7 separate regions of the Homo sapiens genome follow, and all the other regions are linked to region 1. A link is a loop called in an ENCODE intact Hi-C map of the cell type or tissue named here. Cell type or tissue: mammary epithelial cell. All regions are shown on one strand. Region 1 overlaps KCNMA1 (potassium calcium-activated channel subfamily M alpha 1). Region 2 overlaps KCNMA1 (potassium calcium-activated channel subfamily M alpha 1). Region 3 has its middle 4.3 kb from the start of KCNMA1. Region 4 overlaps DLG5 (discs large MAGUK scaffold protein 5). Region 5 overlaps KCNMA1 (potassium calcium-activated channel subfamily M alpha 1). Region 6 has its middle 120 kb from the start of KCNMA1. Region 7 holds the start of KCNMA1-AS3 (KCNMA1 antisense RNA 3).

The links. A loop is a pair of places that touch in the nucleus more often than their neighbours do. Peaks named below come from ENCODE experiments on the same cell type or tissue, not always from the same donor. Only the 100,000 strongest peaks of a DNase experiment are listed, where the experiment ranks them.
Region 2: it touches region 1 in a loop (6-fold over the local background); 26 of 110 quality-filtered maps call a loop at or near these places.
Region 3: a loop joins it to region 1, with 6 times the contacts of the local background. A loop is called at or near these places in 109 of 110 quality-filtered maps.
Region 4: it touches region 1 in a loop (4-fold over the local background); 12 of 110 quality-filtered maps call a loop at or near these places.
Region 5: a loop joins it to region 1, with 5 times the contacts of the local background. A loop is called at or near these places in 6 of 110 quality-filtered maps.
Region 6: a loop joins it to region 1, with 5 times the contacts of the local background. A loop is called at or near these places in 16 of 110 quality-filtered maps.
Region 7: it touches region 1 in a loop (3-fold over the local background); 2 of 110 quality-filtered maps call a loop at or near these places.

What each region holds. Positions count from the first base shown.
Region 1 is chr10:77,164,195-77,168,194 of GRCh38, forward strand. All of the region lies in intron 5 of KCNMA1 (potassium calcium-activated channel subfamily M alpha 1), which reads right to left. Among named protein-coding and RNA genes, the nearest start is that of KCNMA1-AS2, 25 kb to the left of the region's middle. RefSeq lists enhancers at 1-422, 1-51. In mammary epithelial cell, a CTCF peak has its summit at 1,742 (motif pointing right); DNase peaks (open chromatin) are centred at 887 and 1,737; H3K4me3 peaks cover 177 bases; H3K27ac peaks cover 2,188 bases.
Region 2 is chr10:77,503,381-77,507,380 of GRCh38, forward strand. The region is part of intron 1 of KCNMA1 (potassium calcium-activated channel subfamily M alpha 1); the gene reads right to left. Among named protein-coding and RNA genes, the nearest start is that of KCNMA1, 130 kb to the right of the region's middle. In mammary epithelial cell, a CTCF peak has its summit at 1,776; DNase peaks (open chromatin) are centred at 1,711 and 2,831; H3K27ac peaks cover 3,413 bases.
Region 3 is chr10:77,640,131-77,644,130 of GRCh38, forward strand. No RefSeq gene overlaps it. Among named protein-coding and RNA genes, the nearest start is that of KCNMA1, 4.3 kb to the left of the region's middle. In mammary epithelial cell, a CTCF peak has its summit at 1,867 (motif pointing left); a DNase peak (open chromatin) is centred at 1,851.
Region 4 is chr10:77,844,758-77,848,757 of GRCh38, forward strand. All of the region lies in intron 5 of DLG5 (discs large MAGUK scaffold protein 5), which reads right to left. Among named protein-coding and RNA genes, the nearest start is that of DLG5, 80 kb to the right of the region's middle. In mammary epithelial cell, a CTCF peak has its summit at 2,063 (motif pointing right); a DNase peak (open chromatin) is centred at 524; H3K27ac peaks cover 2,264 bases.
Region 5 is chr10:77,518,190-77,522,189 of GRCh38, forward strand. The region is part of intron 1 of KCNMA1 (potassium calcium-activated channel subfamily M alpha 1); the gene reads right to left. LOC124902464 (a long non-coding RNA gene) reads right to left here. Exons shown (of 2, transcript XR_007062205.1): 2 at 1-4,000. Among named protein-coding and RNA genes, the nearest start is that of KCNMA1, 120 kb to the right of the region's middle. In mammary epithelial cell, a CTCF peak has its summit at 2,300 (motif pointing right); no DNase peak of the experiment used is centred here.
Region 6 is chr10:77,754,606-77,758,605 of GRCh38, forward strand. No RefSeq gene overlaps it. Among named protein-coding and RNA genes, the nearest start is that of KCNMA1, 120 kb to the left of the region's middle. In mammary epithelial cell, a CTCF peak has its summit at 2,056 (motif pointing left); no DNase peak of the experiment used is centred here.
Region 7 is chr10:77,348,592-77,352,591 of GRCh38, forward strand. The region is part of intron 2 of KCNMA1 (potassium calcium-activated channel subfamily M alpha 1); the gene reads right to left. KCNMA1-AS3 (KCNMA1 antisense RNA 3) reads left to right here and starts at 2,281. Exons shown (of 6, transcript NR_126365.1): 1 at 2,281-2,819. RefSeq lists an enhancer at 1,683-2,882. In mammary epithelial cell, a CTCF peak has its summit at 2,173; a DNase peak (open chromatin) is centred at 2,280; H3K27ac peaks cover 1,706 bases.

The DNA.
Region 1 (4,000 bases):
TGAACTCTGCCCAAGGCAAGGCGGCCAGCCCCAATCCATTCCACGGATCACTGCTGACAGTGAATGGGAGTATACCTGGGGGTTTTAGCCAAGGTCTGCTCAAGGTCTTTGGCATAAAGGGAGGCCAGGTTGAACACACACCAGCAGGAAGAGAGATGACCTTGACTTCATAAATTGGCCATAAATTAGAGCTAAGAATCAGGAAGATTCTCCTTCCATGCACATTTCTAAATGGCAGTTTCAAGGCAGGTGGCTATTTTAAAACACAGACACAAACTCATAATTCACCCTCTTTGTCCCCCACCCTCCTACATGCCATTGATCTTTCTTTTTTTTTTTTGGAATCCTGAAACATGATCTTTAAGAAAAGACAACTGGACTCCAGGATTACTTCCTAGCTCTTCCTCCTCTAGAAGCCACCATTTCTCTTCGCTATCTAGACCCCAGGGAAGTGGCTTTGGCAAAAGCACATTTGCACCCATGGATCATTTGGTTTTCTTGTCCTGTTAACTGCCTGGTTCTGCAGCACCCAGAGCCAGATAATAGAGGTGTTCCTTCACCAGCCACAGCTACTATCAGGATCCCTCTTAGTCCGGAGGTAACAGAAGCAACTGGTTGAACGTGTTTCCTCCTGGGAAATCCTAAATGTTCCATATGGCAATAGGGAATCTAGAGTTGTGTTTCTCCTTGTATTAGGGATATTTTCCCTCTTTCAGTTTCTTCCCATTTTTTCCCATCTAAAATATGTTTTTTCCACTTTGCTGAGATGAAGACCAGCCAGAGAGTCAAAGGAAATGACAGACATGCCATAATAGAAAGAAAAAAATACAGACTTCTGAAGAATGAGTTGATTCATGCCATGAAAACTCACGATAAAAATATTCACTACTTTTTTTTGGCCACTTGTCATAGTGTGCTGCCTCTGCTAGGCAGCTGAAAGTGTCTCATATGAAAAGCTCTATTATCCTCCACAGAAATGACCTTTGGGACCCACCCAACGGTAGTCAATGGTAATATTATACTAACTTGCCCCCCAAGAGGAAAGAATGAAATAATAATACTTAAAATATGAATGCAGAGAAGTCCTCACTTAAACACAGTACTTCTGGTTCATAAATCAGTTCTGACACATTGAAGTACACATATGATGACTAGACGCAAGTTTATTAACACATTTTCTTTCTTTTTAGGTCTGAGAAACATATCTATTCAGAATCCATACATTTGTTCATTTTTTGAAGCTGACAGCTTGATAGGCAAAAAGTAAAGTGACAGATCATTTCAATATTTCTTTTAAATTCAAAACCAATTCAGTCAAAAGACCGAAGGAAAATATTCTACGGAGATAAAATGATAATGCAAACAATTGAAGACAGTCCTTTATTTTAGTGAAAACAGGTAATGTCTGTACTCTGGAGTCGGGCTGACTTCCTCCTCTTAACCTGCCCTGCAAGTCCAATTAGAATGGTTTTCTGCGGGGAGTTGTTTTCCATTTATACTTAGCCCGAACACGTATACCTACTTTTCAAACTCTTAGCTATTCACTTGACATTTGTCTTCTTCAGTCTTCACTAAATAGTCTTTGGACCCTTTGGGAGTCTTATAAGAGTTATTTTCTGAAAGTTAAAAACGTAGGACCTTATTTCGGCAGAGGTTAACTAAACCAGGCTTCAAAGAGGATTCTGAGGGCGACAGCCACTATAATGTCCATTCCTACTTTCCTTCACTAGGTGGCAGCACGTCACAACACATTTTTCAGAACAGTCTGGGGAAAATGCAGTTGAGCTAAAGTGAGGTTGGGGAGTCTCTGCGGGCTATGGGAGGAGGATACACATTAGGGCAGGTCAGTGCATGGAAAAGCTGGCGACACTTGTGTTTCCTATAGGTCCCCTTTGTTCCCAGTGGAGCTGGGGCCCTTCGTCTCTAACAAACCAGAAGTACTTGTACTAATGGAAGGGAGGCTATTTATTTCATAAAATAAATATAAACAAACAAGAAAATTGAAATAAGAAGTCCTCTGACCATGTGCACGTTGCTCCAGACACCAAAACATGAGAAAGCACTTCTGACCCAGTTTGTAAATTCGAGTTATAGTATTTTACGTTTGCTAAAATATTCACCTACCACAGTAAGAATTTTTGTTTATCTGATGCAACCTGTTTGGTGTTATAGGCAGATGCTAAGTTACAGGCTTTGTGGTGGATACTGGGCAACAGATGTGGTAAGAAGGGGAGCAGCCCAAGATGAAATTTCCTCCAAAACACCAGAGGTTCCTGTCTCAAGCAGAGAAATCATAATACTGCAACACATACTAGTTTGCAAAGGGCAAGTCGCTATGGCCAAAAATGATTGATTCAGAGGAAGAGGAAGGGAAGGAAGAAGAAAGAGAGGAAGAGGAGGGGAAGGACATGGAGGAGGGAAAAGAAAAGGAGAAGGAGGGAGAGGGAGAGGAGAAGGAGGAAGAGGATGAAGAGGAAGAAGAAAAGAAGGAGGGGAGGAGGAGTTTTAACTGAATACTGTATTTTTGCCTTAATGTAGGAAAGATGAAGGGGAGAAGGAGGTAACTGCTAGTGGACATTGAGAAGCTGTCAATACAGCAAGACCTTGCCAAAGGTTGATCAATAGCCTCTTTTTAAAATTAATACATAGTAGATGGATGTATTTTCAGTGTCTATGTGATAATTTGATACATCCATATTGTCAAACTAGGGTAACTGGGACATCCATCACCTTAAAATATTTATCTTTTCTACATGCTAGGAACATTGAAATTATTCTTTTGTAGCTATTTTGAAATGTACAATTGATTCATGTTAACTTGTCACCCTAATGTTAACTGGTCACCCTACTGATCTATCAAACACCAAGTCTTATTTCTTCTATCTAAGTGTATATTTATTCCCATTAATCAACCTCTCTTCATCCTCCCCTCCTTCCTACCCTTCCCTGCCTCAGATAACTACCAATCTACTCTCTATCTTCATGAGATCCCCTTTTTTTTAGCTCCCACATGTGAATGAGAACACGCAATATTTGTCTTTCTGTGCTTGGATTATTTCACTTAACACAACGACCTCCAGTTCCATCCACGGTGCCACAAATGACAGGGTTTCATTCTTTTTCATGGAACAGCCTTCCTTTGAAGAGAGACATTCACTCTCCTGCTAGAGACAGCCTCCACCTGGCCTGCTTCACCCATTTGTTATCTTCTTGTCCCTGTAAGCATTTGTGTTTGCAATCTGGGGTTTATAGATTCATCTTTCCTATAGTAGGGCTAAAATATCTTAGTTTAAACTCCAAGCCTAGGACAACAGCTGGCACATTACACTTGTTTTAAGGTTTGTTGAGTGAATGATGATAATAATAAAGATGATGATAATAATGAAACCGGCAATATTTATGAAGTTTCTTAACCAGGGCAGAGACTAGGGTAAGACAGTGATGCATCCAGGGAACAAAATTGAAAGGCACGCTCATTTTCTTTTTCTTTCTTTCTTTTTTTTTTTTAATTTTGAGACAGGGGCTGACTCTGTCCCCAGGCTGGAGTGCAATGGCATGATCTTGTCTCACTGCAGCCTCGACTTCCTCGAGCAATCCTTCCACCTCAGCCCCCAAATAGCAGGAACTTCAAACATGCAGCATCATGTCTGGCTAATTTTTGTATTTTTTGTAGAGATGGGGTCTCACCATGTTGCCCAGGCTGGTCTCAAACTCCAGGACTCAAGCGATCCTCCCACCTCAGCTTCCCAAATTGCTGGGATTACAGGCATGAGCTGCTGCACCCAGCTGAGGCCCTCGCTTTCAGGGTCACTTGCTTCATCTTGCTCCTAGCCTATTTATAACATAGGCCAGTTTTCTTTACATGATTTATCTCATTGGTAGGGCTTTTAAACATTTCTGTCTCTCATCACATGTATGAGTTACTACTAAACCGTGGGTATATAGTAGTAATTAAAAGCTCAGGCGCTGAGATCACAAAGATGTGAGTTCGAATTCTTGC
Region 2 (4,000 bases), 340 kb after region 1:
CACCAATGATTTGGAGAGACAGATCACTTCACTTCTGACATTCTAGATACATCTATATGTTGGGATTCTCCGTCCACCCAGCTAGGGCATTCTATGAAGCCAAGAATTTAGTTCTAAGCTCCCAAAGGAAGCTCTATTTCAAAAAGCCGGGTGGCTTTATTTCAAATTGAAGAGGCCATTAAATTCACAATATTTTGCCAAATGAATTTCTCAGTGATCCTGAGCAATCCTCTGAAGTCAGCTGTCCTTGTGCAGTCATGGGCCCAGCACAGAGCAGGCGTACATACTAAGCACCTGTTCCAGCAGGTAGAGACAGTGTAGTGACTGGGACAAGCCTCTGCCCTCATGGATCCAGCACTCCTTAAACAATTTCTGAAGAAACTCAGGGGAGCCAGTGACTGGTACATTCTCTGTTTGAGCTGCCACAAGTGCTGCGGGATTTTTCAGTGCTGGAAGGGGTCCCCACCATATTAGCAACAAGGTATCAAGTGCCAAACACTGTGCGACATCTTACCTAAGTTTTCACTGGGCATTTTCTGTTTAGTAAGTCAGGCACTGAGGGAGGGAACATGTGACATGTCCAATGTTCAGCTTGGCAAACAGTGAAGAGGGGGTCCAATGGGGGGCAGGGCGCAGGTGGCTGGGATATGGTGCTGGAGGGTCTCTCCACATAGGGATACAATTGGGTAGCATCTCCATCAGCTGACGTGTTCCCAATTGTCCTTTCTTGGTTATCTGCCTGCCTGGCAAGAATGTGTTTCTTACACTGCCGCCATGAGCTTACACTTCACTCACTATACAATTTATTCCACTCACTTTTCACAGTGATAGCAGGTTGCCCATATGGCTTTATCTCTTCTGGAAAGGGAGAGTGAGCATGTCCCTTGCCCCATCACCCTCCAGATATGGTGTCTGTGCAGCTGGCAGGATTGGAACCCAGTTCTGTTTCACTGCTCTTCAAGTGTAACCTTCATCATAGTCTACACCCTGCAGAGGAGAAGCCATGGAGTGGGAAGGCAGTGATGGGGAACCGAGCAACCGAGAGGGGTGCCAGACTAGCCCAGATCCTTGCAAACTTTCCCATGACAGCCCTGAAGGCAGAAAAGAAGAAACTTTTACCTCCTACCTCAGGGAGTCTGGATTAGAATTTGAAGCAAGCCTTCCACAAGCAGACAGTTTCTTTATATATATTTTAAATTTTATCTTTTTATTTTTGTTATATTTTTAGAGACAGGGTCTCACTCTGTTGCCCATGCTGGACTGCAGTAGTGCAATCATAGCTCATTGCACTATGATGCAATGAACTCCTGGGCTCAAGCAATTCTCCTGCCTCAGCCTCCCAAATCACTAGGTATTACAGGCATGAGTCACCATGTCCAGCCAGGAAGCTTCTTTAAATTGTTGCATTTTATCTTTTAAAATATGTATGCATATTTTATTCCTCCTCATGACAAATGTGATTGAATACAAAATAATATTCATTCCCAAACCTTCAAGAAGAACTGGTTCTCCAGGAAAATGTGCCATGATTATACTGCAGCTTCTAGCATTCCCTGTGAGGCTCTGGGCTGTGCACCTCTAATGCTGGAAAGTCCAAATCCAGGAGACTCGGGTCTCCTGAGATTCCTTGGCCATCTGTTCATTCATGCCATCCACTCACTGATTCAGGGCCCAGAGGAGCACCAGGGTTAACGGCTGGCGGCTGAGTCAGCAGCTCTCAAGGCAATCACCTTTTCCACCTACTCATGAATCACTAACCTGCTGCCCCCTTGCTACGTGCCTGGAAATGCATAAATGTGCTTAAAATAAGTGGTACCTGGGTAGCAAGTTTCTCACCAGCAGGAACCAGTCCAAGTGAGTACAGGGCAAATAGCAGTGCGGGGTGAAAATAAAGACTGACTACCACTGGCAACCCTTGGTCACTCTTCATTTATTCATCCAACATTGCTGAATATTTGCCCTGTGCAAGGCTCCATGCCCTGGCAATGGGGGGCACTTGAAGGCAAATAAGAGCTTTACAAGGCTCTAGGAGATGTCACTAGTATTCCAAAAACCCTAACAGAAGATACAAAAGATTAGTGCCATTAGAGAGGAAATGGGGTAGAAGCTTTGGTTGGGGGGAAGCTCATTAGTTAGAGGAGAGAGATGTTACTTCTAACTTAGAACATCAAAAACAGAAGCTTCCTGGCTTTAGCCCCAGGCCATGAAGAATGAGTGGAATTTCAGGATACACAGACAAGAAAGCAGAAAAGATAAAATGAACTCCCACATAAGGCAGGAGATAGGGGTGACTAGTTATGTGGGTTGCAGCCCAGGAACACAGGGAGGAATGATGGAGATCTTTGAGCACCAAGAAGAGAAGTTTGGACTTTTTGTTTTCCTTTGGTTAATGAGGAGCCATGAAAGAGTATTTGTGGAGGAAAGTGAAGTAATTAGCTAACATTTAGAAAGTTTAAGTGGGTAGTAAGATGTATGACTAATCAGAAATGACAGAGTCACGAGACCAGCTGGAAGAGTACTGCAAGAGTCCAAGCAAGCAGCAATGGAAGCCTGAACTAGAAAAGAGACAGCAGCAGTGGAGAAGAGTTGAGCCACGAGGATTTGGCAACTGACTAGAGAAGGCACCAGGAGAAGCAAGTCCCTGAAAACCATGCTGCTTGGGAAAGACCAACTCTTTCTCTCATTTCCTCTTAGGGAATTGTAAAAGGAATTCCCTATCACCATTTAAATTTGGTTAAATTCACCAAAGAGTGATGGGGTGAATCACTCTTTGGTGACTAACCCCTCTGGCTCTTGTGTAGAGCTAATTAGAGTTTCTTCTGGAAGATCTGAAACCACCAACAGTGAGACTCCTCAGATGACCCTGATGGGCAGGTCCATGATTCAATCTGTTTCTTCCAGCATCTCCCCACTGGCTGCAGCACATCTAGGGGTTCAACCTAAGGGAGCCCCCCTACTCTGGGTATGGTTAGAGCTCCTTTCAAGATCATTCTAATATCAAAAGAGGGAATCTTCAAGGAGCCTTGTTGGCTTCTTATACTTAGAGAGAAACCAAGAACACAGTCAGAGTTGATGTTTTTAAATACCAAATCTGTATGCATCTATCAGAGAGACAGAGAGAGAAAGAGAGAGAGAGAGTTAGAGAGAGACAGAGTTTTGAAACATGGAGAGAGGGAAAGAGAGATGTTCCTAGAGAGAGAGAGAGAGAGAGAGAGAGTGTGTGTGTGTGTGTGTGTGTGTTAGAGAGGGAGAGAGACAGAGAGGGAGAGAGAGAGAGAGAGAGAGAGCTTTGAAATATGAAGAGAGAGAGGGAAAGAGAGATGTTCCGAGAGAGAGAGAGAGAGAGTGTGTGTGTGTGTGTTTGTTAGAGAGGGAGAGAGAGAGAGAGAGAGAGCTTTGAAATATGAAGAAAGAGAGAGAAAGATGTTCCGAGAGAGAGAGAAAGAGAGAGAGAGAGAGAGTGTGTGTGTGTGTGTGTGTGTGTGTGTGTGTTAGAGAGGGAGAGAGAGAGAGCTTTGAAATATGAAGAGAGAGAGTAAAAGACAGATGTTCCTATGAAGCCCTCAGCTCCTAACCCTCTCTCTGGCTCAGTGTTTGAAGCCCCTCCAGCCGCCCATGGCAAAACTTCCTTCCAGAGGAGCAGGCCATGCATCCCAGACCCATGTGTATGCTGTCCCCTAAGAATGAGAGCAGTGCTCTGTTTCCCAAATGGGCAGGGGAAGCAAACTTTTGTTTCCATAGTCTATAAAACATTTTTAAATTTAAAAACAAATGCTTTGCAGCCTCTGAATTATTAGTTTTTTATTAAAAATACAAACAGCTCTATGGAACACCATGGGAAAATGAGGACTCTTGCAACTTCGTTTGGCTCCCTGTTAAACAGAATAATGTTCATGAGGAAGAAGGTACTGTTTGTTCCTTAAAATGTTGTATTGCGTACAATGGAGAAGAGCAACGTGGAGATGACTTTCCAATGTGTTCCCTTGAAATGACCTGAGGA
Region 3 (4,000 bases), 480 kb after region 1:
AAACACCCAGAACATAAAAAGGGCAGCAAAGGATAGGACTGTCTCCCCAGTGGGATATGAAACCTCCAGAATGGATTCCCTCACCCACAAAATTGAAATTTTGCAAACCAGCAAATCCCCTCTGGGGCCTTCTTAGACATTCCCTACAGCCTGGATTCCCCTGAAATGCCAGTCTGGGGTCTACTGGTAAGCAGCCGATGGCCGTGACTTCTGTCACCCCAACTGCAGGATCTATAGCTTTTTCTCCTCCATCATCACCTTCATCACCTCAGCATCTTTGGAGAGGGTGCTTGGAGGCCCCTCAGATGCCATCTCCTGCTCTCTTCATCACCCCTGCCTCTGCTGATTGAAGCTTTTAGCAACTTCTGTGCTGTCCAAAGCCTCGGCTTAGTCAGGAATCATCAGAAACTCTCAGTGTTGATGTCAATATCCTTTCCTTCCTACAATCCCCAGTCTCTCACCTCCTCCCTGAATGGCCTGGCTGGTAAGCACTGAGAGAGTGCTACCATCCACCAGAAATAGACATTCCCAGGCCTTTGCCCAGTTCTCTCTGGCCATTTCCACATTGTTCACAAACTTTTGCACCACTTCCAGAAAACTTGGCCCCTGGCATTACAAATTTAGGAAAAGGCTCTGCACAGACAGAACCTCAAACTTAAAAGGAACCTTAGGTATCTTTGATTTGATGTGTTTCTTCATTTATACAATCAAAATAAAGCCAGAAACTTCCCTGCCTACCTCGAAGGGTTATATGTGAGGATGAAAAAGAAGGCTGGGCATGGTAGCTCACTCCTGTAATCCCAGCACTTTGGGAGGCTGAGGCGGTGGGATCACCTGAGGTCAGGAGTTCAAGACCAGCCTGGCAAACGTGGTGAAACCCCATCTCTACTAATAATACAAAAATTAACTGGGCATGGTGGCACATGTCTGTAATCCCAGCTACTCGGGAGGCTGAGGTATAAGAATCGCTTGAACTCGGGAGGCGGAGGTTGCAGTGAGCCGAAATTGCACCACTGCACTCCAGTCTGGATGACAGAGTGAAACTGTCAGAAAGAAGAAAGAAAGAAAAGAAAGAAAAAAGAAAAAGGAAGGAAGGAAATATTATACAGATCTTAACTATAATTACTGTGACCCCAAAAATGGACAGGCAAGTCTAACCAGATCTTCTGACCCCTGAGCTCGTAATTGTATGTGCACATGCCTGCATGTCATGCTGTCCACAGCATGTCCACAGCCAGACTGTGGCCAGACTCCAGGGCACAGCAGAGCCCCTCCAGCCTAAATGAGCTCTCTGACTACCCAACACCACTCCTTTTCTTGCCAGTCCCTGGACAGCCTTGGAAATGGGAAAGGTATAGAGAAGCACTCTAAGCCCAGCACATCTTCCCCTAATGTAGGTGTGTCTGCAGGCTGGAAATTGAGGTCCATTGCACAAGAACTGAAAGTCTCAACAGAAGTAGAAACTTCACCCTCTGTTCTGAAAACACCACGAGCCTTATTTTTATTTCTAAATTCATTCAAAAGCTTCCCAGAGAGAAGGGCAGCCTCTGTACCATGTGCATGTGTGTCTATGGCAGCTCTCAAAGCAAATCAGAGGTTTCAAGCTTAAATATTCTAATCTGAACAGTCCTAACTGATTTAAAAGAAGTAAAAGGAAGTGCATAAACATACATACTAAAAAAGCAGAGTGACTAAGGTAAAAGGAGAACAAAAAAGATTATTTGCTAAAATGTTGGCCAGCATCGCAATTAATGTGCAATGGATTTTCTTTTCCTCCAACCTGGACCTAGTTCCAATACTCTGACATCAATCTTCGCGATTTTGCGATGGAGAAGCCAGGTGGTGACTCTTTAAATGATCTAGCGCCCTCTGGTGGATTTTCCTGGCACATGACATTATTTCATGAATGTTCAAAAAAGGGACTTAATTTAACAGTCTGAAATTTGAGATATGAAAATTCCAAGAGGAAAACCCTGCTGGAAAAAAAAAACTACAGGGAGTAGGAAGGAGGCATGGATCAGGAAGATGTTGGTCCAAGGATACAAAAATTCAGTTATACAGGAGGAATAATTTCAAGAGATCTAATTGTGCAACATGGTGACTACTGTGGATAAACAATGTTTTTTTGTATACTTGAAAACCACTGAGAGATTTTAAGTCTTCTCATCACAGGTAAATGATAAGTATGTGAGGTAATACATGTGTTAATTTACTTAAGTTAGCCATTCCACAATGTATGTGTATTTTGAAACATCATGTACACCATAAACACACTTTTTGTCACTTAAAAAAATAAGAAAAATTGATAAAAAAACAACAAAACCCTACAGCTTCAACAGTATGAATTATCTAGTTACCAGTCCTACCAGCATATAAGCTGTTGTGGATAAAGGCAGCTAACAAAGTTCATGTTATTACTATGACTTGATGTCAGATCTCAACTGTTACTGCCACCAGTAACCCTGCCCTTCCTTGAATCACCACTGTGTTTTCTTTTAAAGTCAGCAGTATCCCTCTTTCTAACCACCCTTGGTCTTCACAGTCTCTTTGTGAAGTAAAAAAGTGCAGTAGTGGCCAGGCGCGGTGGCTCACGCCTGTAATCCCAACACTTTGGGAGGCTGAGGCGGGCAGATCACCTGATGTCAGGAGTTCGAGACCAGCCTGGCCAACATGGCAAAACCCCATCTCCACTAAAAATATAAAAATTGGCTGGGCGCGGTGGCTGACGCCTGTAATCCCAGCACTTTGGGAGGCCAAGGCAGGTGGATCACGAGGTCAGGAGATCAAGACCATCCTGGCTAACACAGTGAAACCCTGTCTCTACTAAAAATACAAAAAATTAGCCGGGCGTGGTGGTGGATGCCTGTAGTCCCAGCTACTTGGGAGGCTGAGGCAGGAGAATGGTGTGAACCCGGGAGGCAGAGCTTGCAGTGAGCCGAGATTGCGCCACTGCACTCCAGCCTGGGCGACAGAGCGAGACTCCATCTCAAAAAAAAAAAAAAAAAATAGCTGGATGTGGTGGCGCATGCCTGTAAGCCCAGCTACTCAGGAGGCTGAGGCAGGAGAATTGCTTGAACTGGGGAGATGGAGGTTGCAGTGAGTCAAGATCGCACCACTGTACTCCAACTGGCAACAGAGCGAGACTCTGTCTCAAAAAAAAAAAAAAAAAAGGCTGTAGCTATTTTCCCACTTTACAGGTGAGAAAACTGAGGCTTAGCTCTGCCAGGTTACTTGGCACGACAAGGAAAGTCTGTTACCTCTGAAGTGATTTATCTGTTTGTAATTTATAATGCTGGAGAGTGGGACTTACAGAACAAGCTTTCACATGCTTACATTTTTATAGATATTTATTTTATATTTACTTCTGCTTGTAAGAATAATTCATATGTATTATAAACTTTGGAATATAAAAGTTTCATATAAGCTTCAAGTCAGTGACAAGAAAAAAGAATATGTCACATAGAATCTTACCACCCCAAAATAACCACTATTAATATTTTTATATATTTATCTCATACCTTTTCCTTGGGTGTGTATTTCTGCAAAATTAGGGTTAGATTAAACATCTAACTTTTATCCTATTTTCCCTTAACATGAAACTGTTAGCATTTTCTCTAAGTCATTAAATATCATGGAAAACACTATTTTAAAAAATGATAATTGGATAACATTTCAGTAGATGGCATACTCCTGGCATTTAGATGATTCCAAAGTTTAATATGTTTTAAAATAAATTATAAAACTGTGTGCAAATGACTTCTAGTTGTCAAAAAAGATGTCCAGAAGATTTCCACTGACATGCTTCCATCCTGTCTCCAGTGCCTCGGGAGAGCAGGTGTGTGTAGGAAAGAGGTGCCTGTGGCAGTCAGTCTGGCCGTGGGATACTTCCCAGCCCTGCCCCAGGTCACTGGCCTCAGATCAGCCAATTGTGATGAAGAAGCTTTGAGCCAGGGCATGTTACCCGCAAAGTAATTCTCTTCTTTTCTAACACATCAAAGCC
Region 4 (4,000 bases), 680 kb after region 1:
ATCTGAGCAGCAGAGTGGAGGTCTGTGAGGGAGGCTAAGGCTGAAGAGGCTTCTTGAAGAAGGCGACTTCAGAGGCAAATGAAGAAGAGCAGCGAGAGCACACTGGGCAGAGAGGGGGGCAGGGTCAAAGGCCCAGAGGCAGGGCCTGCAGGCGTGTTCTAGAGACAGAGAGGGGCAAGGCGGAGTAGCAAGAGCCCAATGCACAGGGGGAGGTGGGTTCAAAGGGGACCTGGAGAAGTGGGTGTGGGCATGGGGGTGGCCATGGCCGCAGGCCTCACAGTGAAGACTGTCTCCTGAGTGAGACAGGAAGCTGTGGAGGGTTTTAAGCTAGACAGCATTCTACTCTAAATGACAGGCACTAAAGTTCATTTGGGGTGCTGTTATAGAGAAAAAAACAAACCAAGAAGATGAGTTAAGAGGTTGCCAGGGGGGCTGCTGGCTTTGGCTAAGCACCTCATGGGATCTGAGCCCTGGGGTGAGTCACTCCACCTCTCTGGGTTTCAGCTTCCGGATTCCTCAAATGCCCAGGCTAGACCAGGAAAGCTTGTCTGGCCCTTCCAGCTCCAACAGCCGAGGAATCACCTGGCTCATTCAGTGGCAGCCTGGTTTATCAAGCGTTTGCAGCCTAGAGAACCAGAAGCTGGGACGATGGAACACTCCCTTTGGAATTAGGGTCAGCTCTCAATAAACACGAAAAACACAAAAAGCAAAAGAGGGCTTAATTTAAAAGTCAGAATCATAGCAACAAGAAAGTAAGGTCTTCCTCTAAGACCTAAGCATTAGATTCTAGGACTGTAGACTCTTAAAGAGGAAGTCAAGGAAGAGGGAGAAATGGAGGGAAGGAGGGAAGAAGGGAAGGAAGGAAGGAAGGGGAGGAGAAAGAGAAAGAGAGAGAAAGAAAGGGAAAGGAGGGAGGGAGAGAGGGAGGGAGGATTGGTTCATTTCAGGCTCATTCTTTTTCCTTTATTTATTTTTAAAGCAGAACATTTTCTTTCAAGGGAAATCTTACTAGTACACCAAAAATACAGAACTTATTTTAAAAAGCAGTACACAGGTATCTCAGGCAGTCAAAATCTTCACTGTTTTGTAAAATGGCATCACTGTTGCAAAACAGGAATGCACACTGAGAAACAGAACCTCACTGACAGTGCCCACTCTACATCTAAAATCTTTCTTTAAAAAAAAAAAAAAAAAAAAAAAGCCCTGGCCAGGCACAGTGGCACATGCCTGTAATCCCAGCACTTTGGGAAGCCGAGGTAGGCGGATCACCTGAGGTCAGGAGTTTGAGACCAGCCTGACCAACATGGTGAAACCTTGTCTCTACTAAACATACAAAAATTAGCTGGGCGTGGTGGCGGGCACCTGTAATCCCAGCTACTCGGGAGGCTGAGGCAGGAGAATTGCTTGAACCCAGGATGCGGAGGTGGCAGTGAGCCGAGATCACGCCATGGCACTCCAGCCTGGGTGACAAGCGCGAGACTTCGTCTCAAAAAAAAGACGAAGAATGGGCTCACCATGACTATACTGGGTCAGTGAAGGACAGTCCTGACATCTGGTCAACCAACGCCTTCTACCCACATCTGGAAAGGTCCAGCATCTAAACTGGATTGCCCTGATTGGTGAGCAATACCTCAAAAATGCCAATTAAAAATTACTTCAGGCCGGGCGCAGTGGCTCACGCCTGTAATCCCAGCACTTTGGGAGGCCGAGGTGAGCAGATCACAAGATTGGAAGTTCCAGACCAGCCTGGCTAACATGGTGAAACCCTGTCTCTACTAAAAATACAAAAATTAGCCGGGTGTGGTGGCAGGCACCTGGAATCCCTGCTACTCCGGAGGCTGAGGCAGGAGAATTACTTGAACCCAGGAGGCGTAGGTTGCAGTGAGCCAAGACTGTGCCACTGCACCCCAGCCTTGGCGACAGAGAAATATTCTGTCTCAAAAAAAAAAATTACCTCAAATGTTTTACTGTCTAAACATCCCCTAAGCCAAGTGAGAACCCCATTGGCTCCAAATGAGTCTGCTTTGCTGGGGAACAAAGGAGGCTGTCATTGCCTGAGTTCCCCACAAGGTGGCAGCCGCGGGGAGACGAGCCAACGCTCTCCTGCAGCGGCTTCCCGCCTTCCCAGCTCAGAAACAAACTCATTCCAAAGGCAGCCTTGAAATGACACAAAGCCCGGTTCTGGGTGGTAGCCCGCAGAGCCCACCTCCACAAGTGCTCGGCAGAATCAGGAGTCTATACCATGGTTTGGCCTCTTTGCAGTCCCCTGAATGGCTAACCTTGAGGGGCCTGGATCCGGGCCTGTGTGACAATCCAGGGATGATTCAGGGCCGTGTGAATCAGGCTGCCAGCAAGGGCCGTGAGAGTGGGCCACGAATTCCCAGTGCGACAGGGTGGGTCACAGACCTCGAGGTCCTTTCAGCTGCTCCCCCCAGCCTTCATAACATGGTAGGATCCTCGGGTCAGAAGACCGAGAGAGAGAGATCAGGCCCCGTACTGCTTGCTTCCACCACGATGACGGCCACCCTCGGCCTGCTCCACAAGTGAAAGCTCCTTGGGATAGGGTCGTGCTCACCGGGAGCTACTCCGCCTCCCTGCAACTCCTAACCTCTGGTTCTCACTCTAGCCTTGGAGTCAAACAGAATAACCTGTTCCCACAGGGCAGCATCCAGATACTCAAAGAGGCTCGCAGGCCCCAAACACTTCTCACCCTTTCTCTACAAACAGGACTCAGTGCCAGGCCTGTACTATGTAACCAACAGCCTCTGAACAAAGCTGGGGAACCAGGTCATGGTTAACTCCGGAGAATCCAAAAAACTAAATCTATTGGTCTAGAATTTTTCCCTCTCGCCATCAGAGGATTATGTTCTTGGTAGGTATTTCCACATGCACATGCACACACGAGTGCGCACACACACACACACACCTAACTACAGTCAAATGTTTAGCTTCCCAGCAAAAGCTAATGAAGAGAGAATATTTAAATTTGGCCCAGAATTCTAAAATTAAAGTGATCACAGTTCACTGCAACCTCAACCTCCCAGGCTCAAGTGATCCTCCTGCCTCCGCCTCCCAAGTAGCTGGGACCACAGACACGCCCCACCACACCTGGCTGATTTTTTATTTTTTGTAGAGATGGGGGTCTCACTATGTTGCCCAGGCTGGTCTTGAACTCCTAGACTCAAGTGATACACCCACTTTGGCTTCCCAAAGTGCTAAGATTACAGGCGTGAGCCCTGAGCCTGGCCTGAGAGTCAACTTTTCCACTCAGGCAGGCAGCAGTCTTTAGAGATGATGTCCCTCCAGCCTGAGCACGGGACAGTTGGCCTGTGAGTTCAAGGGGCTTAGGAGAAATGGGTGGAAGTTGCACAGGGGAGGCACAAAGACAGCCACAGTCTAAGCTGTTCCCTGCAGGGAGGCCAGGAAGAGACCAACCCTCCTACCTGTACCCTACATTGGTCAGAACACTCCTCTGTGGGCTTCTCTGTAAGGGATGCCCTTCAGCAACCAGGAAACCCCTCTCCTCTCTTCCTTCCTCCAGGCCCATCAAAGGGCATTCATTCAGGATACCTGGGACAAGAAAATCAACTTTCATGAATTACAAGAGAAAGTATATTTTAAAGACAGGGGAAAGGGCAAGGAGGAGGAGAGAGAAGACTCTCGGGGCCTGAGAGGTTTCCCAAATAGATTAGCAGGACCTAGGAGAACATGTGCACTGCCCTGGTCCCAGGAATTCTACCTGTAAGGCTCAAACTTCAAAACATGTGTGCAAAAGAACACAAAGACATGTGTGTCCACTGAAACATGGTTTGTAACATGGGAAGATGTTGACCACCAAGACGCTCCACACAGAATTCGATTAACACCTGACAGACAACAAAACAAGCAAGGACCTTTTTGTATGTGCAAATTCACAGAAAATGTAAGGAAACCCATGATATATTGTAGGATTTTTTTTTAAAGCAGGTTTCAGGGAATAAAAATTAAACTATATGGGTAT
Region 5 (4,000 bases), 350 kb after region 1:
CACATCACTATCCCCTTAGCCTGTTTCATATTCTAAAACCAGTTCTCATTATCTGAAGTTAGTTTATTATTTATTTACTATGTTTCTGCCTCCCCCAGTGAAATATGAGGTCTCAAAGGAGAGAGGATGTGTGTCTTGCTGACCACTATATCTTCAGCACCCAGAACAGGCCAACACATGGCAGGCCCTGGGACTGAAATTTCATAGTCCACTTCTTGTTCCTTTGGGTTAAGCAATGCCCTCCCCCAGCATCCATTTAAAAATACTCTCAGGCAAGTGATACATGAAGTCATGAACACTCTAGTATGAATCCGTCACTTCTCTCTAGGGGCTGCTCAGAAATCTAGGAGCACGTGTTAGTACTGAGGGAAGGGGACAGGGCCGAAGGAAGAAGCCCACAGGCTGCCTGCCCAAGCACAGGACTGGAAGGGAGGAGGCCTGGGTGTGGTGCCAGCTCTGTCCCCAGCTTCTGGGTAACCTCTCTAAGCATCCGTTTCTTCATGACTTAGAGCTGAGAGGGAGCTCTTGGTCACCTATGCTTTGGGGACTCCAGCGGGGAGGAAATGAGTCAATTAGGAGGACATGAAGTTGGCTGCCTCCTCACTTTGCCATCAAAGACAATAGGTCTATGTTCTGATCCCTGCCTCAGACAAAATGGAGAAAACCCAAAGATAGTGGGAAGCCGCCTGCACTGTATGAATGCACGCTTGGAGAAGACTGTCTCCCTGCTGCCCAGCACCCACTGTCCACGCATGGTTACTATTAGAAAGTTAATCATGGAAAATGCTGAGGTCTCTTTCCCCAGCCCTGCACCTCTCAGCTCCACACTACAATTTCATCTTCCATATAGTGTTACCAGACAGTGCCATTGGCTCCGTCCACTCACTTGTCCCAGGCCTTTATGACCTTTCCATTCAAGCCACACACCACGTCTGCTCCACAGAGCTGTAAGACACACTGGCTTCAGCCCGCCTGGCCTGGGCCAGCACGCTGACATTTTCCATGAGTCCACATCAGCCAGTGAAATGCTCAGAGGGGATTAAGGCAACCTTCTCCATCACCCCCGAGTTGCTTTAGGAAAGAGAATAACAGCACTGACCCCTCCATTGGCAGCTGGTGATATCCACACACCATCTCTATCCAGAGATGAAAGGCTCCTTCTCCATCCTTGACTTGCAAAACAGGGATTATTTCCCACCTCACGCTTTCTGAAATATCACCAAAGATGCAGCTGTGTTTGAAGGCCAGCCTCATAAAAGGCGTAGGACCCACGTGTCAGTCAACACTCCACTGAGAAGATAATTGATTTTTTTTTTGTTTTATGATTATTTGCGGGCACTGGTTCTCTTTCCATTAGCCTGGATAATCGAGGGAAGACTGTAAAGAGTATTAATATCACGGCCAAGGTCACTCAGCTGGCTCCTGCTGCCATTCCAACCCAAAGGCTGAATTACTATGGCTTTTACTAATAATAACAAGAACAATAAATAACATGAGTGATTATAAAGCCAGGGAACTCTGCAATTACCTCAACAATTAACACATCCCTTCGTGAAACACAGAACAGAAAAAATTTTCAAAGGTTCAAGTTAGAAAACTTCTGCATTCTGTTTGGTGCAAGTGACAGTCAGAAAAGGGCCTTGTTTGAGGGTATGCAGTGTGAGAGTATGCAGTGTGAGGGTATACATGAGGTCTGCAGTATGCAGTGCAGTGTGAGGGTATGCAGTGTGAGGTGTGCAGTATGCAGCGTGAGGGTATGCAGTGTGAGGTCTGGGGTATGCAGTGTGAGGGTGTGCAGTGTGAGGTCTGGCATATGCAGTGTGAGGGCTGGGGTATGCAGTGTGAGGGTGTGCAGTGTGAGGGTGTGCAGTGTGAGGGTGTGCAGTGTGAGGTCTGGAGTATGCAGTGTGAGGGTGTGCAGTGTGAGGTCCGGGGTATGCAGTGTGAGGGTGTGCAGTGTGAGGTCTGGCATATGCAGTGTGAGGGCTGGGGTATGCAGTGTGAGGGTGTGCAGTGTGAGGTCTGGGGTATGCAGTGTGAGGGTATGCAGTGTGAGGTCTGGGGTGTGCAGTGTGAGGTCTGGGATATGTGGTGTGAGGGTATGCAGTGTGAGGGTGTGCAGTGTGAGGGTATCCAGTGTGAGGTCTGGGGTATGCAATGTGAGGTCTGGGGCTGGCTCCAGTTGGTTTCCAACTTTACCAGGTGTGTGGCCCGGGCAAGTCACTTCATCTCAGCAGGTTCCTGCACATAGGGGCTGGTGAGGACTCAAGGATAAGGCACACTAAAGGGCTTGGCACAGTGACCAGCAGGTAGCAGCACTCTCTAAGTATTAGCTGCCATTGTTGTCTTTATCATTAATGTAACTACATCTTAATTAGGAATGATGGGATCTCATTTGGCCCCCACACCAATCCAGGAATTGAGATGAGAATAGTGTTTCCTCTACCATCCATCAGCCAATATCCAGCAGCCACCCCAGGGGAGGCCACTGGTCATCCCACGCCATATAAAGTTCACTGCCCCTGGATGGTAGGCTCACCCCAAGCCTGCTCCCTCATCCTCATTCCCATCCTCAACAGAGAGGAAAGTCCACCACTGTCTCCATTTTAAAGAGGCAGCCTGTGACATCCAAGAGACCTTCCAGCCTCAGGGAAAGGCGTGAACAAGAGCTCCAGCTGGGTCTTTACAGATGAAGCCCCACTTTGGTACCTCTTCTCCTAACAACCCCAGCTTTTGGAAGACATCAAAATTCCAAAGGCTCAGCTGCAGAAAGATCTTCCAAATTTCTCATTATAGTTATTCCCTGAAAGGCCAAGAGCTTTATTCTTCATCCATTTACTCAACACTTTCATGGAGCAACTGCTACGACGTGTCAGCCTCTGCAGGAGGCAGCTTTAAACTAAGTGTGACAGATGAGAAAGAACCATAACACACAAAGCAGGGAGAACAGTGATTCCAGCCAAAGAAAACAGCATGTGCAAAGGCCCTGAGGTGCATAAAATTTGGCATGTTCTCTGTGGATAGGGTTCTAAATCATGTCCAGGACAGGGGGACACCTTTGTGTCACCCTCATCTGAAAGCAACCTTTAAGAAGCCACAGGACAGACTGTCTTCAACTCAGAAAACCTCCCTGATACCCATCTTCCATCCTCCACCCCTACATTCTCACTCTTGTCTGGTTTCCTCAGTTACCATCCTGGTGCCTAATTTCTGGTGGCAGCAAAGTGCAAGATTAGAGGCCCACACACTAGTGCCCGGAAGCTTGGGCTTCAATCCCAGATCCGCCAATTATGGCTTCAGTGGTTTGGGGCAAGTGATTTAACTGCCTCTCTGTGCCTCAGTTTCCTCATCTGTAAACCATGGATAACAGAGAACCTCTTTGGAGATCTGCTGTAAGGATCGGACAAGTAAAAAGAAGTGAGGCTCTTGGATAAATAAATATCTAAGGCACATAGAAGTTCCCTGAAAATGTGGGCATTATCAATATTTATTTTAAGCATCATCATTTTTCTTATTATATTCCCTTTCTCCATCTGGTCCCTTGAGAGTGATGACTCGGTTGAATGAATGACACCCACCCCAGTTTCTCACCCCATCTCCCAACACCAGGATCCTTTTGCCTAGTGGGTGGTTATCACTTAGATGTGCCCATCCCCAAACCTCACTTGATATAGTGATTTCTGGAGACCCTAAGAGGACTCAGGGACCAGGCACGGTGGCTCATGCCTGTAATCCCAGCACTTTGGGAGGTCGAGGCAGGTAGATCACCTGAGGTCAGGAGTTTCAGACCAGCCTGGCCAACATGGCAAAACCTATCTCTACTAAAAATACAAAAATTAGCCAGGCGTGGTGGCAGGTCCCTGTAATCCCAGCTGCTCAGGAGGCTGAGGCAGGAGAATCACTTGAACCCAGGAGGCGGAGGTTGCAGTGAGCCAAGATCATGTCACTGCACTACTCCAGCCTGGGTGACAGAGCAAGACTCCATCTCAAAATAAATAAA
Region 6 (4,000 bases), 590 kb after region 1:
AAAGCTGGAAGTATCATACTACCAGAACTCAAAATCTACTACAAACCTTTAATAACCAAAACAGCATGGTACTGGCATAAAAACACATAGACCAATGGAACAGAATTGAGAACACAGAAATTAATCCACATATCTACAGTCAACTGATTTTTTTTTAAGTTTTTTATTTTAAGTTCCAGTATACACGTGCAGGATGTGCAGGCTTGTTGCATAGGTAAACGTGTGGCATGGAGGTTTGCTGTACCTATCAACCCATCACCTAGGTATTAAGCCCAGCATGCATTACTGATGCTCTCCCTCCTGCTGCCCACGCCCTGACAGGCCCCAGTGTGTATTGTTCCCCTCCCTGTGTCTATGTGTTCTCATTGTTCAGCTCCCACTTGTGAGAACATGTGGTGTTTAGTTTTCTGTTCCTGCATCAGTTTGCTGGTTTCTAGCTCCATCCATGTCCCTGCAGAGGACATGATCTCATTCCTTTTTATGGCTGCATAGTAGTCGATGGTGTATATGTACCATATTTTCTTTATCCAGTCTGTCATTGATGGGCATTCGGGTTGATTCCATGCCTTTACTATTGTGAAGAGTGTACAACAGCCAACTGATTTTTGACAAAGGTGCCAACAATACTTTTTAGGAAAAGAACAGTCTCTTCAATAAATGGTGCTAGGAAAATTGGATATTCACATGAAAAAGAATGAAACTAGACCCTCACCTCTCATCTTTTTTTTTTAAGACATCTCACTCTGTCACCCAAGCTGGAGTGCAGTGGCATGATCTCGGCTCACTGCAACCTCTGCCTCCCAGGTTCAAGCAATTCTCCTGCCTCAGCCTCCTGAGTAGCTGGGACTACAGTCTCGTGCCACCACGCCTGGCTAATTTTTGTATTTTTAGTAGAGACGAGGTTTCACTGTGTTGGCCAGGCTGGTCTCAAACTCCTGACCTTGTGATCCACCCGCCTCGACCTCCCAAAGTGCTGGGATTAAAGGTGTGAGCCACTGTGCCCAGCTACCTCTCATCCTATGCAAAAATAAATTCAAAATCCTAAATATGAGGCCAAAAGTGATAAAACTTCTAGAATAAAACAGGGGAAACACTTCAAGACATTGGTCTGGGAAAAGATTTTATGAATAAGACTGCAAAAGCACAGGAAACAAAAGTAAAAACAAAGAAATAGGAGTATATGGTAAAGTAAAAATAAATCGGTTTACAAATAGTATATGGTATATGGTATAAACAAATAGCATATGGTATAAACAAATAGTATATGGTAAAGTAAAAATAAACAGGAGTATATGGAACTACAAATCTTCTGCGCAGCAAAGGAAACAATCAGCAAAGTAAAAAGACAACCTACAGAATGGGAGAAAATATTTGCAAACTACTCATCTGATAGGGGATTAATATCCAGAATATACAAGGAACTCAACAGCAAAATAATAATAATCATCCATTAAAAATGGGCAAATGATCTCAGCAGATATTTCTCAAAAGAAGACATACAAATGGCCAGTAAATACATTAAAAATTCTCAACGTCACTAATTATCATGGAAATGCAAATCAAAACCCCAGGGAGGTATCATCTCACCCCAGTTAACATGGCTATTATCAAAAAATAAATAAATAAATAAATAAATAGCAAATGCTGGCAGGGATATAGAGAAAAGGGAATACTTATACACTACTGATGGGGATGTAAACTAGTACAGCCACTCGGGAGAACAGTATGGAGGTCACTCAAAAAACTACAACTAGAACTACCATATGACCCAGCAATCCCACTGCTGAGACAAAGGGGGATTGTGGGACTACTATCCCCAGCCCTGGAAACTCTGCTTTGTCAAAAACTTAGCCAAAGGAGACAACAAATCAAAGAGCGGCTGTTCAGTAGCACCACACTGTAGGAGGTACATTCCACAGCAACCCCCACTCCCCAGCACAAACCCCCAGCCAGCGGTCCCACACTGCCTGGACAATCCCTTTGGGACCTCCCTCATTTGGCTCTGACCATTTACTAGAGCCAACGTGAACTTGGGCTTGAGGCGCCATCTACAGCCGAAATGGAGGCAGCGACCTACTAGCAAAGATTTGCTAAGCTGATATATTCAATAAAAAACAAAAGTGAACGGAGAAAATTGGAATAAATAACTAACCCTTCAATGCAAAGACGTAGATGGATACTCACAAGAAACAACAACAAACAGGGAACCATGACCTCCCCAAAAGGAGGTCATGAGACAGGTAAGTTCTTATCAATAACAGCACTGGAAGTAAACTGTCTCAATTCTCTAATTAAAAGGCATAGAGTGGCTGATATAGTTGAATATTTGTCCCCTCCTAATCTCATGTTGGAATTTGATCTCCAACACTGGAGGTGGAGCCCAATGGGAAGTGTTTACATCACAGGGGTGGGTCCCTCGTGAATGGCTTGGTGTCATCCCCTTGGTGATGAGTGAGTTCTCACTCTATTAGTTCATGCAAGAGCTGGTTGTTTAAAAAGAATCTGGCACTTCCTTTCTCTCTCTTGCTCCCTCTCTTGCCATGTGATATGTCTACTACCTCTTTGCCTTCTACCGTGGATGGAAGCAGTCTGAGGCCTTCACCAGAAGCAGAGGCTGGTGCCGTCCTTCTTGTATAGTCTGTAGAACTGTCAGCCAAATAAACTCCTTTTCTTTACAAATTACCCAGTCTCAGATATTTCTTTAAATTACAGGGGTGTCCAATCTTTTGGCTTCCCTGTGCCAAGAAGCACTGTGCTCAGCCACAAATAAAATATACTAACACTAATGATAGCTGATGAACTTTTTAAAATAGCAGAAAAATCTCACAGTGTTTCAAGAAAGTTTATGAATTTGTGTTGGGCTGCATTCAGAGCTGTCCTGGGATGCATGCTTTATAACAATGCAAAACAGACTAACACAGTGGCTGAATGGATAAAGAAACATGACCCTACTATATGCTACCTTCAAGAAACCCATTTCACCTACAAAGTCACACACAGACTGAAACGGAAGGGGTGGAAAAATATATAACATGCAAGTGGAAACCAGAAAAGGCTAGGTGTAGTTGTAATTATATCAGGTAAAATAGACTACAAATCAAAGACTGTAAAAAAAAAGACAAAGAAGGTTACTATATAATAATAAAGGGGTCAATTCTTCAGGAGCATATCACAATTATAAATCGCTATGCACCTAACATTGGAACTCCCAAGTAAAGCAAATGTTAATAAATCTAAAGGGAGAAATAGACTGCAATACAATAATGGTAAGAGACTTTAACACCCCACTCTCAGTAACAGATAGGTTATCCAGACAGAAAACCAACAAAAAAAGTAGTAGAGTTAGGCCAGGCACGGTGGCTCACACCTGTAATCCCAGCACTCTGGGAGCCCCAGGTGGGCAATCACCTGAGGTCAGGAGTTCAAGACTAACCTGGCCAACATGGTGAAACCCCATCTCTACTGAAAATACAAAAAAAATTAGCCAGGCGTGGTGGCACGTGTCTGTAATCCCAGCTACTTGGGAGGCTGAGGCAGGAGAATTACTTGAACCCGGGAGGCAGAGGTTGCAGTGAACTGAGATCTGGCCACTGCACTCCAGCCTGGGTGACAGAGCAAGATTCTGTCACAAAAAAAAAAAAAAAAAAAAAGAAAGAAAGAAATAGTGGAAATAGTGGACTGAAACTATATACTAGTCAGCCTGACCAACATGGTGAAACCCCGTCTCTACTATAACTACAAATATTAGCTAGGCATGGTTGTGGGCGCCTGTAATCCCAGCTACTTGGGAGGCTGAGGCAGGAGAATCACTTGAACCTGGGAAGCAGAGGTTGCAGTGAACCGAGATCGTGCCATTGCACTCCAGCCTGGGTGACAAGAGCAAAACTCCATCTCAAAAATAAATAAATAAATAAATAAATAAAAATAAATGAAACCACATACTAGGGCCTAGCTGACATTTATAGAACATTTCATCAGCTGCTGCAGGATACACATTCTT
Region 7 (4,000 bases), 180 kb after region 1:
TTGGGCTGCTGGGATCCGTCTTGAAAGAAGAAGCTTTGTATATTTCTGCTCTTATTCCCCACAGGATCCAGAAATATATTTCTGTAATTCTTTTAGCTGATAAGTATGAAAAACAGAATTTTAAATATTCCAGTAGGGACCTGACAGAACAGGGCCATCTTCATTAGCTGCTGAATTTCCCAATGACTCCTAGAAATTGACACAATTAGACAAAATTAAGTGCTTCTGTCCTGAGGATAGGCCGCCACTGTTCTTTAGGGCATATCTTTGCAAAGGAAGGTGCTGGAATTCCTCACAAAAGCCACATCCCTCTCTCTCTCACACTCTTTCTCTGAGCAAATCTAAAATCTAGTGCCAAATTCCTTGGAGCTAATTCTAAAACCAGGAAAGCTTTTTGTAAGATTATAAAGATTGTATTGGACTTTGAAGATGAGTCCCTTTGCTCAGCAACTTACTTTCTTAATGCAATCCCTGAATTCTCCTTGCTATGCTCTGAATGTTTATGCCTGCCCACCCCCAATTCATACGTTGAAACCTCATCACCAATGTAATTATATTAAGAGATGAAGCCTTTGGGAGGTGATAACGTCATGGAGACAGAGCTCTCATGAATGAGATTCATGCCCTTATAAAAGAGCCTCCAGAGAGCTGCCTTGCCCCTTCCACCATGTGAGGACACAGCAAGAAAGTGCCATCTATGAACCAGACAGCGGGCCCTCACCAGACACCAAATCTGCTGGTGTCTTGACCTTGAACTTTCCAGCCTCCAGAACTGTGAGAAATAAATGTGCTTATCAGCCCCCCAAGTTTATGGTATCTTGTTACAGCAGGCCAAACAGACTAAGACATTCCTCCATCCTCCCATCGACTGGGCAAAAGGATAATATTACTTCCATTTCTATGGTGATTATGGAAACTCAGACCCAGCAAGTGGCTCCCAACCCACTGGGTGAGTAAGCAGGGAAACTGAGGTTAGGAAATGAACTCAGTTCCTTTTCTCCCCATCATCTTTTCTCCCCTATAAGAAACTTATCAGCAGTTCTTTTGCATGTAGAGTCAATCAGAAAATCATTAGCCAAGGTCAGACAAGAAACCACAGCTTTGGTTTCTTTGATTTCAAGGTTAGAATAAGAGCAATGGAACTTTAAAGAGCATGGATGGTAGTAACTGTCTCTGAGAAGCCAGCCACTCAAACTTTCCAGGCCCAGAATCAACATTTATTTGGAAAAACTTTTTGTTGTCCATTTTTTTAAAGAGCTCTAAACTTCCAGTGAGTCTTATGTAGATCTATTTATATGCCCATTTCTTCTTTTATTTTTTGAGACAGAGTCTCGCTCTGTCACCCAGCCTGGAGTATAGTGGTACGATCTCGGCTTGGCTCACCGCAACCTCTGCCTCCCAGGCTCAAGCGATTCTCCTGCTTCAGCCTCCCGAGTAGCTGGGACTACAGGCGCCTGCCACCACACCCGGCTAATTTTTGTATTTTTAATAGAGATGGGGTTTCACCATGTTGGCCAGGCCAGTCACAAACTCCTCACCTCAGGTGATCCACCAGCCACGGCCTCCCAAAGTGCTGGGATTATAAGCATGATCCACTGTGCCCAGCCTACATGCCCATTTCATAGGCAAGAATACTGATGCATAGGGCACACCACACTTTACAGGCACAAGAATGAACAAGTCTTTAGAGGGTAACTATTTCTTGTGCAAGAATCAAATGCAACTGCTGACACTTACAGTTTTATCACTGGTGACAGCATGAGTGGCTGAGTGAGCAGGATGAATCTTGAGCCTGGGGTGTAGACCAGAGCAGGGGCTTCCAGGTGCTCACACCTCTGGAAAGCAAGAGGAACTGGAACAGTTGGAGTTCAGAATAGGCTAAAAAATCTCCTGCCAGTCTTCACAGCAGAATCTCTGAGTGGAGCACACAGCCATTTTGAAGTTGGCCTACTTGGATGCCAGGGCTCAAAAATTCTAATGTGGCCAAAGAAACCTTCAGAGAACTACAGCAAATTCAACTGATAAATTTGTTCTACTCTAGAAAAGACACTGCCAAAATTCCAGTCCCTATCTATCAGGGACCTTGGATAAGTCCCTTCCCCTGCATGCATATCATCACAGACCATCCTCATATGGGGGTGGGGAGGGTGTCTCTCTCCCCTCTTCAGCTGCCTTCCTACCTCCAGGGGTGCACCAATTCACTGTGATGACCTCACAATCATGCCTGGTGATTATGAGGACTTAGTGGGATGATGCTCTGGGCAACCACAGGGATTGCTCACCGGTGACTCAGTGGTTGACTCAAAGGCTAGAGGGTGGTTTGGGGGTGGAGGCAGAGGTCCAGTGAGCTGGGCTCCACCCTTTCTCTCCCTGCAGTCCCAACTCCATTTTTATCTGTGCTATATGTTGGAGTCTAGCCAAGATGTCATTTGAACAAAGATTCTGAAAGATCAAAGAAAAAAGTTTGAAAACCACCAGGACAATGCTTTCAGGGGACTTTATCCAAAAGACTGCAACAATGTAAAGAGATACGATTGCTTTTATTACTGTGATATGTTTAAAGTATTATAAATTTTTTAAGAGCTTTGTAAGTGACAGAAGTGAAGACATGCTCATTTTAATGTTACCAGTCAACTCTGAGAAGACTAAAGGTCAAGGGACAATGAAAATGTGACCCTTACCAACGACAGAAACTCCCAGGAAGCCACAATTAACTCAAGACCACCAGGATATTTGGGGAAGTTTATCCTTCTGGAAACCAGAATTTCTGATTTGTGGAAAATTCTATAGATATTCTCTGCCAGACTCCAGCCTATTTGGTAAGCTGGCCACAGATGATTTAGAACACAATGACCCTGATACTCACTAGAGCTCTGAGTGTGGCTGGATAAGCCCATTTCAGCAGCATGTCAGCCCCTCCCTGAACTAGGCTCTGTCACTCAGATCTCAGATCTTAGGGCAGCTGTAGTCTGCCCCTTGCTTTCTTATTACCCCAGATAACCAATGTTATCCTCTGTTTTTCCTTCCTCCCAGGGGGAAAAGAATTCAGAACCCTAGTCTGAGTATATGAATTAGACTCTGCAAATTGTTTATATGAGTCATTCTCAAAACTAGGTCTGGAGGGTCCCCAAGAGATCCACAAATTTCTTGCAATATTCATGTAACAATGTTCATCTCTTTAGATCTATTACCATTGAGTAACCCATTGATATTTAACAACAAAACAACAGCAAACACCATCCTGATAGCTTTAAAAGCAACCCTGTTCTTCTAATTGTTTCTAGTGCATGCTTTTTGAAGCTAAACTAGTAGACTGGATTGTCCTCAAGTAGACTGGCTCACCAAAGGTGTCCACAACAAGAACATTTCAAGTTCAGATTGGACAGGAATATTTATGAGGGTTTGACCAGTGCTAGACTTGCCAGACAATGTGCCTGAATAGTCTCCCTGAACTTCTCTCTTAAACACAAACAAGATCCTATGCTGGCTTTCTGGCCACACCTGTGCCAGCCACAAATGGGCTAAAACACGTGAAATGTGCTGTCCGCGTGCAGGGTTCAAATCAGATAACAAAATACACATTGACGGTTCTCTATAGAATGAAAAATATCCTACTTTCATTGCATGCTGGTGTTGGGTCAGAAAACAACAGTTTCTTATTTCTCCTGGTTAGTGGTCCTTTGGAAATCACAGAGGAAATACATGCAGAGAGTTAAGAGGACTACTTCACATCTGTTGTCCCGTGATGCTACTTAACTGAACACTACACTCATGTGCCCATTCCCGTTCCCTTTCCCCTTTATGGTAAATGTTGTCCCATATGACTTTGTGATTGATGGAAATGTTCTCTATCTGTGCTGCCCAATATGGTAGCCACTAACCACACATGGCTATTGAGTACTCAAAAGGTGGCTAATGCAAAGAGAAACTGAACCTGTAATTTCATTTAAACTTAAACAACCACTCGTGTCTAGTGGCTACCATATAAAACAGTGAACTA